2 separate regions of the Homo sapiens genome follow, and region 2 is linked to region 1. Evidence: chromatin contacts called from ENCODE Hi-C or POLR2A ChIA-PET data. All regions are on one chromosome and are shown on one strand. The core of a region is the stretch at or near the end of the contact, and the rest is flanking DNA. Distances in the headings are between cores, read along the strand shown. Region 1 overlaps DTX1 (deltex E3 ubiquitin ligase 1). Region 2 holds the start of OAS1 (2'-5'-oligoadenylate synthetase 1).

Evidence for each region. A loop is a pair of places that touch in the nucleus more often than their neighbours do. ChIA-PET counts read pairs that join two places held with the same protein, here RNA polymerase II (POLR2A). Pooled maps may share reads with other maps.
Region 2: a map of B cell shows a loop between it and region 1 (11-fold over the local background). The contact joins the promoter of OAS1 here to the enhancer-like site in region 1. A Hi-C loop is called at or near these places in 1 of 168 maps with a recorded cell type or tissue (B cell), 16 of 37 single-sample maps with no recorded cell type and 8 of 50 pooled maps. POLR2A ChIA-PET finds 5 or more read pairs at or near these places in 6 of 52 experiments (B cell, CD4-positive, alpha-beta memory T cell, SK-N-SH and 3 more).

The regions. Positions count from the first base shown.
Region 1 is chr12:113,072,267-113,079,319 of GRCh38, forward strand. It overlaps DTX1 (deltex E3 ubiquitin ligase 1), which reads left to right. Exons shown (of 10, transcript NM_004416.3): 3 at 5,158-5,839. Among named protein-coding and RNA genes, the nearest start is that of DTX1, 19 kb to the left of the region's middle. Within about 2 kb of position 3,130, at least 5 of the 41 ENCODE cell types and tissues checked have a DNase peak (open chromatin) inside an H3K27ac peak, as active enhancers do; they include B cell, where a contact is called at or near this core.
Region 2 is chr12:112,902,826-112,909,878 of GRCh38, forward strand. OAS1 (2'-5'-oligoadenylate synthetase 1) reads left to right here and starts at 4,137. Exons shown (of 6, transcript NM_016816.4): 1 at 4,137-4,394; 2 at 5,711-5,999. The coding sequence starts at 4,215. RefSeq lists an enhancer at 3,978-4,417.

The DNA.
Region 1 (7,053 bases), core at 1,880-4,379:
GTCTTTGTCCTCCCAAAAGTGATCTACCAATGAGGATGACTAAGAACAAAAACAAATAATGACAGTGTGAGGACAGACATGCAATAAAAGACTGCTGCGTTTGCCAACTATAGCAACAGAACAGAGAAGCCCATGTTGGAGGAGATGAGCACATGGAGGGCTTTGCTGGATGAATAGGAGTTTGCCAAGTGAACAAGGGCTGGGGGAGGATGAATGTGGGTAACATATGTAATATCAGCCATTGTAGCTGTATTCATTGAGTGCTTACTAAATGCTAAGTGTTCTGCTAAGCACCTTTGCCTATACGTTATCTCATTTTGTTTCCCCAGTAATTCTTTGGGGTAGATATTAATACCCCCATTTTATAGATAAGGGCACTGAGGCTATGTGTGGTACCAGCCAGGATTTGCACAAGACCTGAGAGATTTTCTTTTTTTTTTTTTTTTTTTTTTTTTGAGACAGAGTCTTGCTTTGTCGCCCAGGCTGGAGTGCAATGGTGTGATCTCAGCTCACTGCAACCTCTGCCTCCTGGGTTCAAGCGATTCTCATGCCTTAGCCTCCTGAGTAACTGGGATTACAGGCACGTACCACCACGCCTGGCTAATGTTTGTATTTTTTAGTAGAGATCGGGGGTTTCACCATGTGGGCCAGGCTGGTCCCGAATTCCTGACCTCAGATGATCCACCCGCCTCAGCTTCCCAAAGTGTTGGGATTACAGGCATGAGCCACTGCACCTGGCTCGACCCGAGAGACTTCTGAGTTGCTTGAATCACTTCACTCTGCACCTCCTATCCCGGCCCCTCCCCTGCCGAGCTCAGGATTTGGCACACAGGGGAAGTTAAATAAGGCGGGTTCCCATTGCTTCCCTTCCTATCCTGCACATTTTTCAGGTAATACACTGCCTTCACCTCACCAGGAGCTGAATGGTGGTACTTCAGGCACATCAGCCTTGAAGATCAGTCATCACAACCCCTCATTTTGCAGGTGGGGAAACTGAGGCCCTGAGAGGGGAAGACCAGCACACAAGAGCAGGTGGGAGCAGGATCCAGGGTTTTCTCTCTAACTCACCTCCTCCCGGGCCTACTGTGGAGGAAGCCCCATCACCAGGGAAGAAATCAATCTGCACACACTCAATTAAAATGATAAATCAGGCATCAGAGTGAGGCTGCCCCAGAGATGCAGGGGAAGTTTTTGTCTGATTGGCTGGAACATGGTAGGTGCCCAGGGACCTTATTTCCTGGGGCTGGGCTGCCAGTCCAACCTCTCCACCTCTTCAACCCCGCCCCTTTCATATCAATAGCCATAGCTCCGTGCCTCGATTTCTCCAGCTATTGGGGCCTGTCCAGTTGGCAGGGCACAAGGCTAGTCTGTAGCCCTTGTGATTCTAACAGAGGAGAGGGCAGAGGACAAGCTCTTTCAGCCCTGAGTAGGGACACACCAGTGTGGAACAGTCTGAGTTCCCCTATCTGGTTGCAGATCCCTGGGCCAGGCACCCGAGGAAGATGCCAATTAACAATGGAAATGCCTTCCAGGTTTTGAGGTCCTACTGTGTGCAGGTACTGTGCCAGGTGCTGGGAGTACAGCAGTGAGCAAAGCAGACAAGATCCCTGACTTTGCAGCTGACAGCCTAGAGTGAGGATACGCAGCATAAAGAATGCATGCAGATTAATACATCATGTCACAGCCTGGCGCAGTGGCTCACACCTGTAATCCCAGCACTTTGGGAGGCTGAGGCAGGTGGATCACCTGAGGTCAGGAGTTCGAGACCAGCCTGGCCAACATGGTGAAATCCCGTCTCTACGAAAAATACAAAAAAAATCAGCTGGGTGACACATACCTGTAATGCCAGCTACTTGGGAGTCTGAGGCAGGAGAATCGTTTGAACCTGGGAGGCAGAGGTTGCAGTGAGCCGAGATCACGCCACTGCACTCCAGGCTGGGTGACAGAGAAAGACTCTCTCTCATATATATATATAGTCAGTCAGGTAATGCCAAGTGCCAGGGAGGAAAATAAAGCAAGCTCAGAGGACAGCAATAGGAGGGCTGCACTTTTAGATGTTTGAACACACACCTGTAAGAAAGAAGGGAGGAAATGATGAGAACATCTGGGAATGGTGAGGTCATATTCCAGGCAGAGGGAACAGCCAGTGAGAAGGCCCTGAGGCTGGACAGTGCCTGGTGTATTTGAGGAACAGCAAGGAGGCCAGGGTGGCTGGAATGGAGTGAGTGATAAGGGGGAGGTAGACAATGCCAGAGGAGGACAGGGCCCCACAATGTGTGATTTCGTTGTAGGTCATGGCAAGGACTTTGGCTTTTACTCCAAGTGAGCGGAAGCCAGGAAGGATTTTGAGCAGAGGAAAGATGTGATCTGACTTGCATTGAGCAGGATCCCTCTGGCTGCGGTATGGGAAATGGATTACAGAGGCCAGTCATGAGTCTACTGCAATGGTCCAGGCAGGAGAGATAACATGGCGGGGACTGGGTGGTGTGAGTGCAGTGGGGAGCAGTGGTCAGATGTGGATGTGTTTGAAGGTGGAGATGACTGGATTTACTGACAGATTGGAGGTGGGATATGAGGTAGAAGTCAAGGATGAGACCAAGATTTGGGGGTCCAAGGAAGAGCATCCGGAAGCGCAGGAGCTGCCAGGAATTGCTATGTGAAGACTTCAGGAGGAGCAGGTTTGGGGCAGGGGAGAGCAGAGCTGAGTTCAAGGTGCCTGTTAAACCTCTCCAGGGAAGGGTCATGAACCTGGCTCCCAGGGGAGAAGACGGGGCCAAAGATGGCAGATTTTGGAATCATCAGAGTAGACACGGTATTTATCTCAATTGATCCTCTCAGCAACCCCACAAGCAACTGTTGCTACAGCTGGCAAACGCAGCAGTCTTCTATTGCATGTCTGCTTATGCCCATTTTCAACATGAGAAAACTGGGGCCCAGAGATGCTGAGTTGCCTACGCACAGTCACAGAGCTGGAAAGTCAGAAAGTCAGGACTTGAAGTGAGGGCTGTCTGCCTCCCAGCCCTGGGGTCCCACCCAGACCCTCTGCAGCTGTTCTCACTCACTCCTCCCCCAAATACTGTGTGAGAGGGAAGGGCTGGGTCATGGATGATCACCCCTCTTTTTGAGATGGGGCCACTAAGGCCTGAGGAGGCTTAAGGGACTTTCCCGCAGTTGAGGGGAAGTCAAGTGTGCAGCCTTTCTGCAGGTGTGCCAAATGAACCCAGCAAAAGACTCACTTCATCAGCCCCAAGACACAGAGCAGGCTAAAGGCTCTGAGAAGTCCTGCGGCCTGGACCTTGGGTTATCTCTGGTTAGCCCAGAGTTTCCCGTGGAGCCTTGCTGTCAGGGGAGCACGCAGAGCTTTGGCAAACATGAAGCTGTGGTTTGGAGTAAAGCCTCAGTGCCCTCCTTTATGAAAGGGGGCCCACCTGGCAGTCAGCAGTTGTTTGTTGAAGGAAGTAACAAATGAAACAAACAGATGAATGAAAGTAACAAATAAGCAAATGAAGGAATGGACGAATGCAGGGATGAGCACAAAGTGTGAATGAATTAAAAAAAAAAGAATCCATTTGTGACCTAATGAATTTATTCATTCATTCAACAAATATCGCTCGAGCACCTGCTGTGTGCAGGTGCTGGGGATATAGCAGTAAATAAAACAAAATCCCTGACCTTGTGGCTATTACATTCTAGCGAGGGGGGGACAGACAGAAACCAAGATAAATGGGTAGAATGTGAAGTATATCTGAGGGAGAAAATGGAGCGGGGAAGGAGAGAGGGGAAAGTACGTGGGGGGTGCACATTTTTAAATAGGATGATGGTAAATGAAGGAATGTCTGAATGCCTGAATACGGGAGTGGGCTGAAGATGGAGAATACATAAAGGTATCAATTTAAAAAAAGCATAAGGGGCCCAGGGGCGGTGGCTCACACCTGTAATCCCAGCACTTTGGGAGGCTGAGGTGGGTGGATCACCTGAGGTCAGGAGTTCGAGACCAGCCTGGCCAACATGGCAAAACCCCATCTCTACTAAAAATACAAAAATTAGCCCAGCAAGGTGGTGCATGCCTGTAGTCCCAGCTACTCAGGAGGCTGAGGCAGGAGAATCGCTTGAACCTGGAGGCGGAGATTGCATTGAGCCTAGATTGTGCCACTGTATTCCAGCCTGGGCGACAGAGCAATACTCTGCCTGGAAAAAAAAAAAAAAAAAAAGTGGGGCCGGTCATGGTGGCTCACACCTGTCATCTCAGCACTTTGGGAGGCCAAGGCGGTTGGATTGCTTGAGCCGAAGAGTTTGAGACTTAGCCTGGGCAACATAGGGAGACCCCTGTCTCTAAATAAATAAATAAAATAAAATAACATAATGGATGACTGCAGGCACGAATGAATGACCTAAGGAAAGAATCAATGAATGAATGAATCATTGAATGAAGGAATATATGAATATGTGAACTAGGGCATGGATAAGTGAATGAACTAATGCAAGAATTGTTGAATGACTAAATGAAATAGTGCTTAAATTAATGAACTAAGGCATGAACAGATTGATGAATGAATCATTGAATGAGTGAGCAAACTATAATGAAGAAGAGGACTGCATGGGGCCTATGTGCATGGCCTTGGTCTCTGTCTATGCCTGCCCCACTTTATCTGACTCTGGTCTGAAGAACCCCCAGGCCCCCTTTGCCCTCCCCCGCACCATCCAGGGCCTGTGATAACCCCCACTTCAGTGTCTGTCTTGGCCCTGGAGAGGTGGAGGGTGGGGGAGCCCTCCACACCTTGCTGGTTTCCTACCCCAGGCTATCTTGGCACCCCCACCCTGTTTGGTGGCTCTCCCGCCCCTACGCCCAATCTACTGACCACGCGCCCCTGCCCACCTCTCGCCCCAGTGCTATGCGCTGAACCTTTAGCCCCGGCCCCCCTCACCCTGGCTGCCGCCTGTCCTGACCCTCCAGCCTGTGCTGAACCTCATGCCTGGGCCTTGACCTCCTTCCTCTCCGTGCATGTGTTGACCCTCTCCCCAAGTCTGGGTGGACCCCCTGGAGGCCTGTGCTGACCCCCCAACCTCCCGCCCACCCTTGCCTGGCTGTGGCCCGCCCTTCCAGCCGCGCAGACCAACGCCCGCTGTGCTGACGCCTCCTCCCCATTTCGAGTACAGGCACCATGCGGCCCGTGCGGCGCAACTTCTACGACCCGTCGTCGGCGCCGGGCAAGGGCATCGTGTGGGAGTGGGAGAACGACGGCGGCGCATGGACGGCCTACGATATGGACATCTGCATCACCATCCAGAACGCCTACGAGAAGCAGCACCCGTGGCTCGACCTCTCATCGCTAGGCTTCTGCTACCTCATCTACTTCAACAGCATGTCGCAGATGAACCGCCAGACGCGCCGGCGCCGCCGCCTGCGCCGCCGCCTGGACCTCGCCTACCCGCTCACCGTGGGCTCCATCCCTAAGTCGCAGTCGTGGCCCGTGGGCGCCAGCTCGGGCCAGCCCTGCTCCTGCCAGCAGTGCCTGCTGGTCAACAGCACGCGCGCCGCCTCCAACGCCATCCTGGCCTCGCAGCGCCGCAAGGCGCCCCCCGCGCCCCCGCTGCCGCCGCCGCCGCCACCTGGAGGGCCTCCAGGCGCGCTTGCCGTGCGCCCCAGCGCCACCTTCACAGGCGCCGCGCTCTGGGCAGCGCCCGCCGCCGGCCCCGCCGAGCCCGCGCCGCCTCCCGGGGCGCCCCCACGGAGCCCGGGCGCCCCCGGCGGAGCGCGCACCCCGGGGCAGAACAACCTCAACCGGCCCGGGCCCCAGCGCACCACCAGCGTGAGCGCGCGCGCCTCCATCCCGCCGGGGTAAGACGGGGCCCAGGGGGAGGGGGCCTCTGCGTCGTCCGCAGGCAAGGACGAAGCCCGGGGGTGGTTGGCCACTAGGGCAGGAGCAAAGATTACAATAATAATAATGACGATAAGTAATATCCAGCATGCACTAAATGTTCATTTTGTGCCAAGCATCAACTAAGCACCTTTACATGTTCCCACACATCTATCTCCATGCATAAGGACCCTATGAGGTAGGTACCATCATCACCTCCAGTTCACAGATGAAGAACTAACTCCCCCAAGATCAGACAGTTCACAAGTGATGGGGCCATAATAGCAACATCAGCAATGGTGCGTGTTCCATGTTTATTATTTGCTAAACCCGTTATATGTATCACCTCGTTTATTCTGCCAAACAGTTCTACCATGTGCATATTATAGATGGGGAAACCGAGGCTAGGAGAGCTATGGTGCCTTCTCATTTATTCCACCAAACAGTTCTACCATGTGCATATTACAGATGGGGAAGCCAAGGCTGGGAAAGCTATGGTGCCTTCTCAGGGTCACCGGGGAAGGGTAGACATTGGAGTCCAGACCTGCCCAATTCCAAAGTCTGTGCTGTGTTGTCTTAGGATTTTTAGAGGGCTTCAGAGTCCATCTGTCCTTGTCCCAGTCCATGCCCACCTCACATGGTGGCTCGAGCAAGCATCAGCTGCTTGTCCAAAGTATTTCCCCATAGGCTGCACCTGAAATACCACAATTACTCTGGGTTAATACTATGGTTTGCACACTGGGCTCCAGGGACTCCCGGGGTGACCTGGAATCGTGGGGGGTGGGGTAATAGAAAGCCAGGCAAACGAGAGTCTGTCTCTCTGCTCTTGTTTTAACCAGAGCAGCCCTTTTTGGAAACACTTTTATGAACTGGCTTTCTCAGCATGATTTTATTAAGGATGGGCACCCAGCTTGTATCAAGTTTGCAAATTCTTGGGTTAAGGTGTCCCAGGCCCCAGGATAGGGACCCAGTGAGCTGCTGTTGGGTGCCTACCCTGGACTCCAGATTCAGTCATCTGAGCAAAGAACCAAGCCCTGAGGGGTGGCAATGAGAGGAAAGATCAAAGACCTTGAACTTGGGACAGACCAGAAGAGAAAAGACCAGGGGGGTTTGGACTGTGGTCCCCAAGAGGAAGAGAGGGCACCCAAAACCAACTGTGCTTCAATCACTATGGCATGGCCGGGGGAATTGATAA
Region 2 (7,053 bases), core at 2,887-5,386, 170 kb before region 1:
TCTTTTGCACTCATCTGTTTACAGATATATATATTTAATCAAAAATATTTAACAACTGCAATTGCCATGAGGACATTTGGGAGCAAACAAAATTTTATTTATTTATTTAGAGACAGGGTCTCACTATGGGAGCAAACAAAGTCTTCTTTATTTATTTAGAGACAGCATCTAGCTATGTTGTCCAGGCTGGTCTCAAACTCCGGAGCTCAAGTGAGCCTCCTGCCTCCACCTCCGAAAGTGCTGGGATTACAAGCCTGAATCACTGCTCCTGGCCAGAATCTTTTTTTTTTTTTTCAGTTAATTTAGAAAGTTTATTTTGCCAAGGTTGAGGATGCCAACCCGTGACACAGCCTCAGGAGGACCTGAGGACATGTGCCCAAGGCAGTCAGAGACAGTTTGGTTTTATACATTTTAGGGGACATGAGACATCAATCAACGTATGTAAGATGGACATTGGTTTGGTCTGGAAAGGCGGGACAACTCGAAGTGGGGAGGGGGCTTCCAAGTGGTAGGTATATAAGACACAAATGGTTGCATTATTTTGAATTTCTGATTAGCCTCTCTGAAGGGGGCAATCAGAAATGCATTTATCTCAGTGAGCAGAGGGGTGATTTTGAATAGAACGGGAGGCAGGTTTGCCCTGAGCAATTCCCCAGCTTGACTTTTCCCTTTAGCTGAGTGATTTTGGGGCCCCAAGATATTTTCCTTTCACATTTCCTCCCTTTTCTTTTTAAAAATATTTTAGACAAAGCATTTTAGAAGAAAATGAGTCTCTAGTCTCAGGTTTCATCTGATTTCTCTTGGCTAGGATGGTTTATTACTATAGGGGTAAGTCCGGAGTTATTAGGAAAGCTCATTTTTAGAAGGTTGTAAAGTCTCATGTCCTGTGAAGAGAAAATAGGGGGAGGAAGGGAGAACACAACAAACAAAAGAACAATCCTGGAAAATCAAGATACAGGCCAGAGTATTCCGAAGTTCACACATCAGCAGATAGGTATGAAAGTGGCTTACGTCTGTAAATATGTAATTATTTTTTTCTGAGGTTTAAGTTGTCTAGCTCCAGTTTGCAGGGCTTTATAAAAGCACAACTTAGTTTTCAGTGATTCCAAATTAGGGAAAATGGGGGGAAAAGAAGGAAAAAATTTAAAATATTATTTTGGAGACTTGTAGCCAAGAAAAATTAGAATTCAGTCCAAACTATAGAAAATAATAAAAATTGAAAAACATTAGGCAAGACTAGAATGCAACAACAGGTGTACTATAGTTTTTGAAGCATAATCTTTCTCCAGTTTCCCATTTTTACTAAAGATGAATCATGGTAAGGGAGGAGACCACCCCTCATATTGTCTTATGCCTAATTTCTGCCTCCAAAGAAAGAAGATGTAAAAACTAAAAGGCAGAAATGAAATCCACAAGCAGGTAGCCTGGTGCCACACCCTGGGCCTGGTAGTTAAAGATCGACTCCTGACCTAATAGGTTATTTGCATAAAAAAGGCACTGTGAAGATCCCTGTCCTATTCTGTTCTGTTCTAATTACTGGTGTATGCAACCCCCAGTCATGTACCCCCTGCTTGCTCAATCCATCACGACCCTCTCACATGGACCCCCTTAGAGTTGTGAGCCCTTAAAAGGGACAAGAATCGCTCACTCGGGGAGCTCAGCTCTTGAGACAGGGGTCTTGCCCATGCTCCCGGCCGAATAAACCCCTTCCTTCTTTAACTCGGTGTCTGAGGGGTTTTTGTCTGCAGCTCTTCCTGCTACAATGGTATGACTGGTTTGCTTTATCATACTTGGCCTAATTTTTTGCATACAGTGCAGCAAGAATCTTCAACTAGTAAATGAAGTGAGTATTGCAAAGACAGCACCCCACCCTCATGGTGACATTTAGTCTTAGGCCAAAGTCAACATCTTATACAGTAGGAGTGGAGAGTGTCAACTCATGAATAATCTGGTTAAGAGGTTAAGGGTTTGTAAGAAAGATAGTTGGCATTTACAAAATATTTCATCCAACAAAAACAGGAAACACATTCTTCTCAAACTCACACAGAACATTCACCAAGACATATTATGTTCTGGGCTAGAAAACACACTTTAACAAATTTCAACAGAGATATGTTATGCAAAGCATGCCCTTTACTACAATGGAATTAAAAAAGAAACCCACAAAAGAAAGATAGCTGGAAAATTCCAAAATATATGGAGATTAAAGAACACACCTCTAAATAACACATGGGGCAAGGAAGAAGTCTCAAGAGAAATTTTAAAATATTTTGGGCCAGGCTCAGTGGCTTACGCCTATAATCCTAGCACTTTGGGAGGCTGAGGCAGATGGATCGCTTGAGCCCAGGAGTTCGAGACCAGACTGGGCCACATGCAGAAACCCCATCTCTACAAAAAATACAAAAATTAGCCAGGCATGGTGGCATGTACCTGTAGTCCCAGCTACTTGGGAGGCTGAGGTGGGAGGATCACCTGAGCCCAGGAGGTCAAGGCTGCAGTGAGCTAAGATTGTGCCACTGCACCCCAGCCTGGGCAACAGAGTGAGACCCTGTCTCAACAAAATAAATAAATATATTTTGAATTAAATTAAAATGAAAAAACAGCCTATCAAAAAGTGTGGGATGTAGTGAAAGTAGTGTTTAGAGGGAAAGTTATAGCATTGAATGCATATATTAGGAGAAGAAAGATCTAACTCAGAGAGGGATGAACAGGTGAGGCATAGGGGATTTTAAGGTAGTGAAACTCTTGCAGGGCAGGGGAGCCCCAAAACTGGGACACCGTCCGGGAAGGCTCTTGGCTTCGTCCAGGAAGGAATTCAAGGGTGAGCTAGAGGAGGAAGAAAAAGGTTTATTGAGGCAGCAGGGTTACAGTTCTGTGACTGTCCCTGCAGAGCAGGGCCACCCCATAGGCAGTGCCTGGAGAGCAGCAGCTCAGGGCACTTCTATAGTCACATTCATACCCACTTTTAAATACGTGCAAATTAAGGGCAGGTTATTCAGAAATTTCTAGAAGAAGGGTGGTAACTGGGTCATTGCCAGGGAATGAGTAAACTGTTCATGGTGCTGGTGCTCATGCCAGCCAGTCTTCAATCTGGCCCTGAGTCAAGCCCCACCTCCTATCTCAAAACTATTCTGCATGGTGCTGTAATGGTGGATACATGACATGTTATGTTTGGCAAAATCCATAGAACTGTAGGACACAAGAGTGAACCTTAATGTAAACCTTAATGTAAATGGACTTTTGTTAATTATGATGTATTAATATCAATTCATCAATTGTAACAAATGTATCACAGTACTGTTAATAATAGAGGAACTTATTGGCAGGAGAGAGAGCTTATGGAACTCTCTGCACATTCAGCTCAATATTTCTGTAAGCCTAAAACTGCTGTGAGAAATAAAATCCAACCTGGGCAACATAGCAAGACCTTGTCTCTACAAAAAATAAAAAATGAGCTGGGTGCAGTAACGCATGCCTGTAGTCCCAGGTATTCAGGAGGCTGGGGCAGGAGGATCCCTTGAACCCAGGAAGTTGAGGTTGCACGAGTCATGATCATGCCCCTGCACTCCAGCCTGGATAACAAAGCAAGATCCTGTCTCCAAAAAATAATAAAATAAAATAAAAATCTACTAATTGAAAGGGAAAAAAGCATAGTATAATACCATTCTTAACAAAAAGAAAAGAGACCTGTGTTTGTGTGTGTGTTAACATTTGAAAAAAATCTGGAAAGCTCTATATCAAAACGTTTATAGAGGCAATTTTGTAGTGTTAGAATCATAGATGATCTTTCCACTTCCTGGTTTTTCTGACTTTTTTTCTTTTTGCAGTGGGCATGTATTGCTGGAAAATACCACAGACAACTGTGAAAGGATTTCATCAACAACAAAAAAAAGATAAAGAAGGAAACACAAAATCTGTTAAATAAGATTTATGTTGGCTGGAGGTTAAAATGCATTTCCAGAGCAGAGTTCAGAGAAAGGCTGGGCTGCTTGTTGCTGGCTAAAGGACAAAGGGTAAGTTTCAGGAAGCAGAAGAGTGAGCAGATGAAATTCAGCACTGGGATCAGGGGAGTGTCTGATTTGCAAAAGGAAAGTGCAAAGACAGCTCCTCCCTTCTGAGGAAACGAAACCAACAGCAGTCCAAGCTCAGTCAGCAGAAGAGATAAAAGCAAACAGGTCTGGGAGGCAGTTCTGTTGCCACTCTCTCTCCTGTCAATGATGGATCTCAGAAATACCCCAGCCAAATCTCTGGACAAGTTCATTGAAGACTATCTCTTGCCAGACACGTGTTTCCGCATGCAAATCAACCATGCCATTGACATCATCTGTGGGTTCCTGAAGGAAAGGTGCTTCCGAGGTAGCTCCTACCCTGTGTGTGTGTCCAAGGTGGTAAAGGTGAGTCCAGGCCTGCCTGGCCAGGGGAGGGGTGGCTGAATGTGCAAGAGTTGAGATTGAGAATGAGAGAGAGAGAGAGAGAGAAGCAAAAACCTAGAACCCAGGGTGCAAATGTGAGTACAGAGAGCTGAGATCTTCTGGGATGGTGGTTTCTTATTTATCCACACAGCATGTTAAAATAGATTCTGGGGTGAAATCCTACATCCCTATTATTAACAAGTGACCCTCCCCCCTACTTCCCGCTGAAGTTTATGAACCACTGTCCTGGGCGATGCCCATTTCAGAAATAGGGAACTGAATCCCAGCTCTGGTAAACAGTTTGCTAATTCGTGGCCAGGCTAGGGGCTCACCATTTCTGCAGTGAAGAATCATATGTTTTGAAAGCAAATAGCACCTGCTGGCTGCAAGACCTTGAGCAAGTCACTTAACTACTCTGTGTTCCAATTTCCTCAGCCATAATCCCCAATACTGTTGCAGTCTTGCCAGTGCACCTTAATGTAGCAGCTTCTCACTGAATTAGTACCCAAGGTTCTTTGTCCTGCATCCAAGAAAATTAAGGAACATGGACACAAACGTGAGCTTGGAGCAAAAGTTCAGTAAGCAAAAGAAGAAAGCTGTCTCCACTGTGGAGAGGGAAGTCTGAGTGGATTGCCAGATTGCAGCTGAATGCAAAAAACTTTTATAAGAAACCACTCTCCTCCCTGTAACTGTTTGAGAAACTTTTTATCAGTAAAGCTGTGCAACTTCCCTTACCTTATGCAGCTGTGGGTATATCTCTAGGCAAGCATAAAGCGCTGCTTCTCTTGTATGTATAACTGTGGATTTGTTTTAGGTAAGTCCCACTCCCTGCGCCAGTTTCAGGCAGGCCGCTCCTCCAGGGCCCAGCCTTGACCATTTACCTAACTGATTTTTCCTCTACTTTCCCTCAATACCTCATAGGGCCGTGTAGATTAAGTAAAATAGTAAGTGTGAACCACCCAGCATAAGCTAGTCCTGGGCATCGTAAAGGACAATGGGAAAAGAACACAGATCCTGGAAGAAGGCCCCCAGGTTTGAATTGTATTTGCCACCTACTAGCTGGGTGATGGGGCTGATATATTATCTCACTGAGCATCCATTTTCCCATCTGTAAAATGGGAACTAATGATAATGGCATCCAAATCATAGCATCATTGTGAGCATTATAGGAGTTTAAGACATGCAATGCCTTCAGAACAGTGGCTAGTGCTCCATAATGTTAGTGATTGCTCCTGTCATTTTATTTAGGGAGGTTTGCCTCACTAAGCATCAATTATTATTTTTGTCGTCTTTTTCAGGGTGGCTCCTCAGGCAAGGGCACCACCCTCAGAGGCCGATCTGACGCTGACCTGGTTGTCTTCCTCAGTCCTCTCACCACTTTTCAGGATCAGTTAAATCGCCGGGGAGAGTTCATCCAGGAAATTAGGAGACAGCTGGAAGCCTGTCAAAGAGAGAGAGCATTTTCCGTGAAGTTTGAGGTCCAGGCTCCACGCTGGGGCAACCCCCGTGCGCTCAGCTTCGTACTGAGTTCGCTCCAGCTCGGGGAGGGGGTGGAGTTCGATGTGCTGCCTGCCTTTGATGCCCTGGGTGAGAGCTCCCAGCTTCTTTTTCTCCCTCTTCCCATTTCTGAGCAGAAATCTCCCACAGTTTGAGAGCTTTTTGCCCCAACAGGGCATCTCTCTAAAGCAGGGTGGGAGGAGATCTTAGGATCTGTCCCGGGGCAAGAATGAATACGGTCATGATCTATCACAGGAGAGACATTAAACAGCAAATTGGCATAATGTGGGGACAAAGACATTTCTTACAGAACATCTGCAAGGCTTACTGGTTCTGTTTAAGGCAAAATGTGTGAATTTTATCTTTCTAAAATCAGGCAGCAAAGATGTGGCTTAAAGTTCATGTTACTCTCATCTTTGTCCCAACATGAGATCTCATCAAACGTATGCAGCACGTTGGGAGATAGATATTTATAATTTGCAGGAACATTTGGACAGGAAGTGTAACCTCTCAGAGGCTCCCTTGCCACATCAGGAGAATTGGTAAAACCACACTACCTGTATCATATCATTATTTTAAGTGATAAATGATCATCTACATTCAGCTCTGATGAGTAATAGGTGTTCAAAAATAGGAACTTCCAGCCAAGTGTGGTGGCTCATGCTTGTAATTCCAACACTTTTGGAGGCTGAGGCAGGAGGGTCGCTTGAGCCCAGGAGTTCAAGACCAGCCTGGGCAGCAAAGTGAAACCTCATCTCTACTAAAAATTTTAAAACATTAGCCAAGTGTGGTGGTACATGCCTGTGGTCGCAGTTATTCAGGACGCTGAGACTGAACGATCACATGAGGCCAGCCAAGGATTCGAGGTGTCAGTGAGCCACGAATGTACCACTGCACTCCATCCTAGGCACAGAGCAAGAGCAAGACCCTGTCTCAATCAATCAGTCAATCAGTCAAAACTATGAATTTCCCAGCTGTATATGAAGGCACCTCAAAACACCACAGTGAACTCACAGAGGGACACGGAATAGTTTAGATTTTAATTTTTTGAGGGAAATGCGATGACATCTGTCACACACCGCACAAACGGCTACTATTAAACTGAACTTACTGATTAGTGGCTACTAATTAATAGTTGGTCATT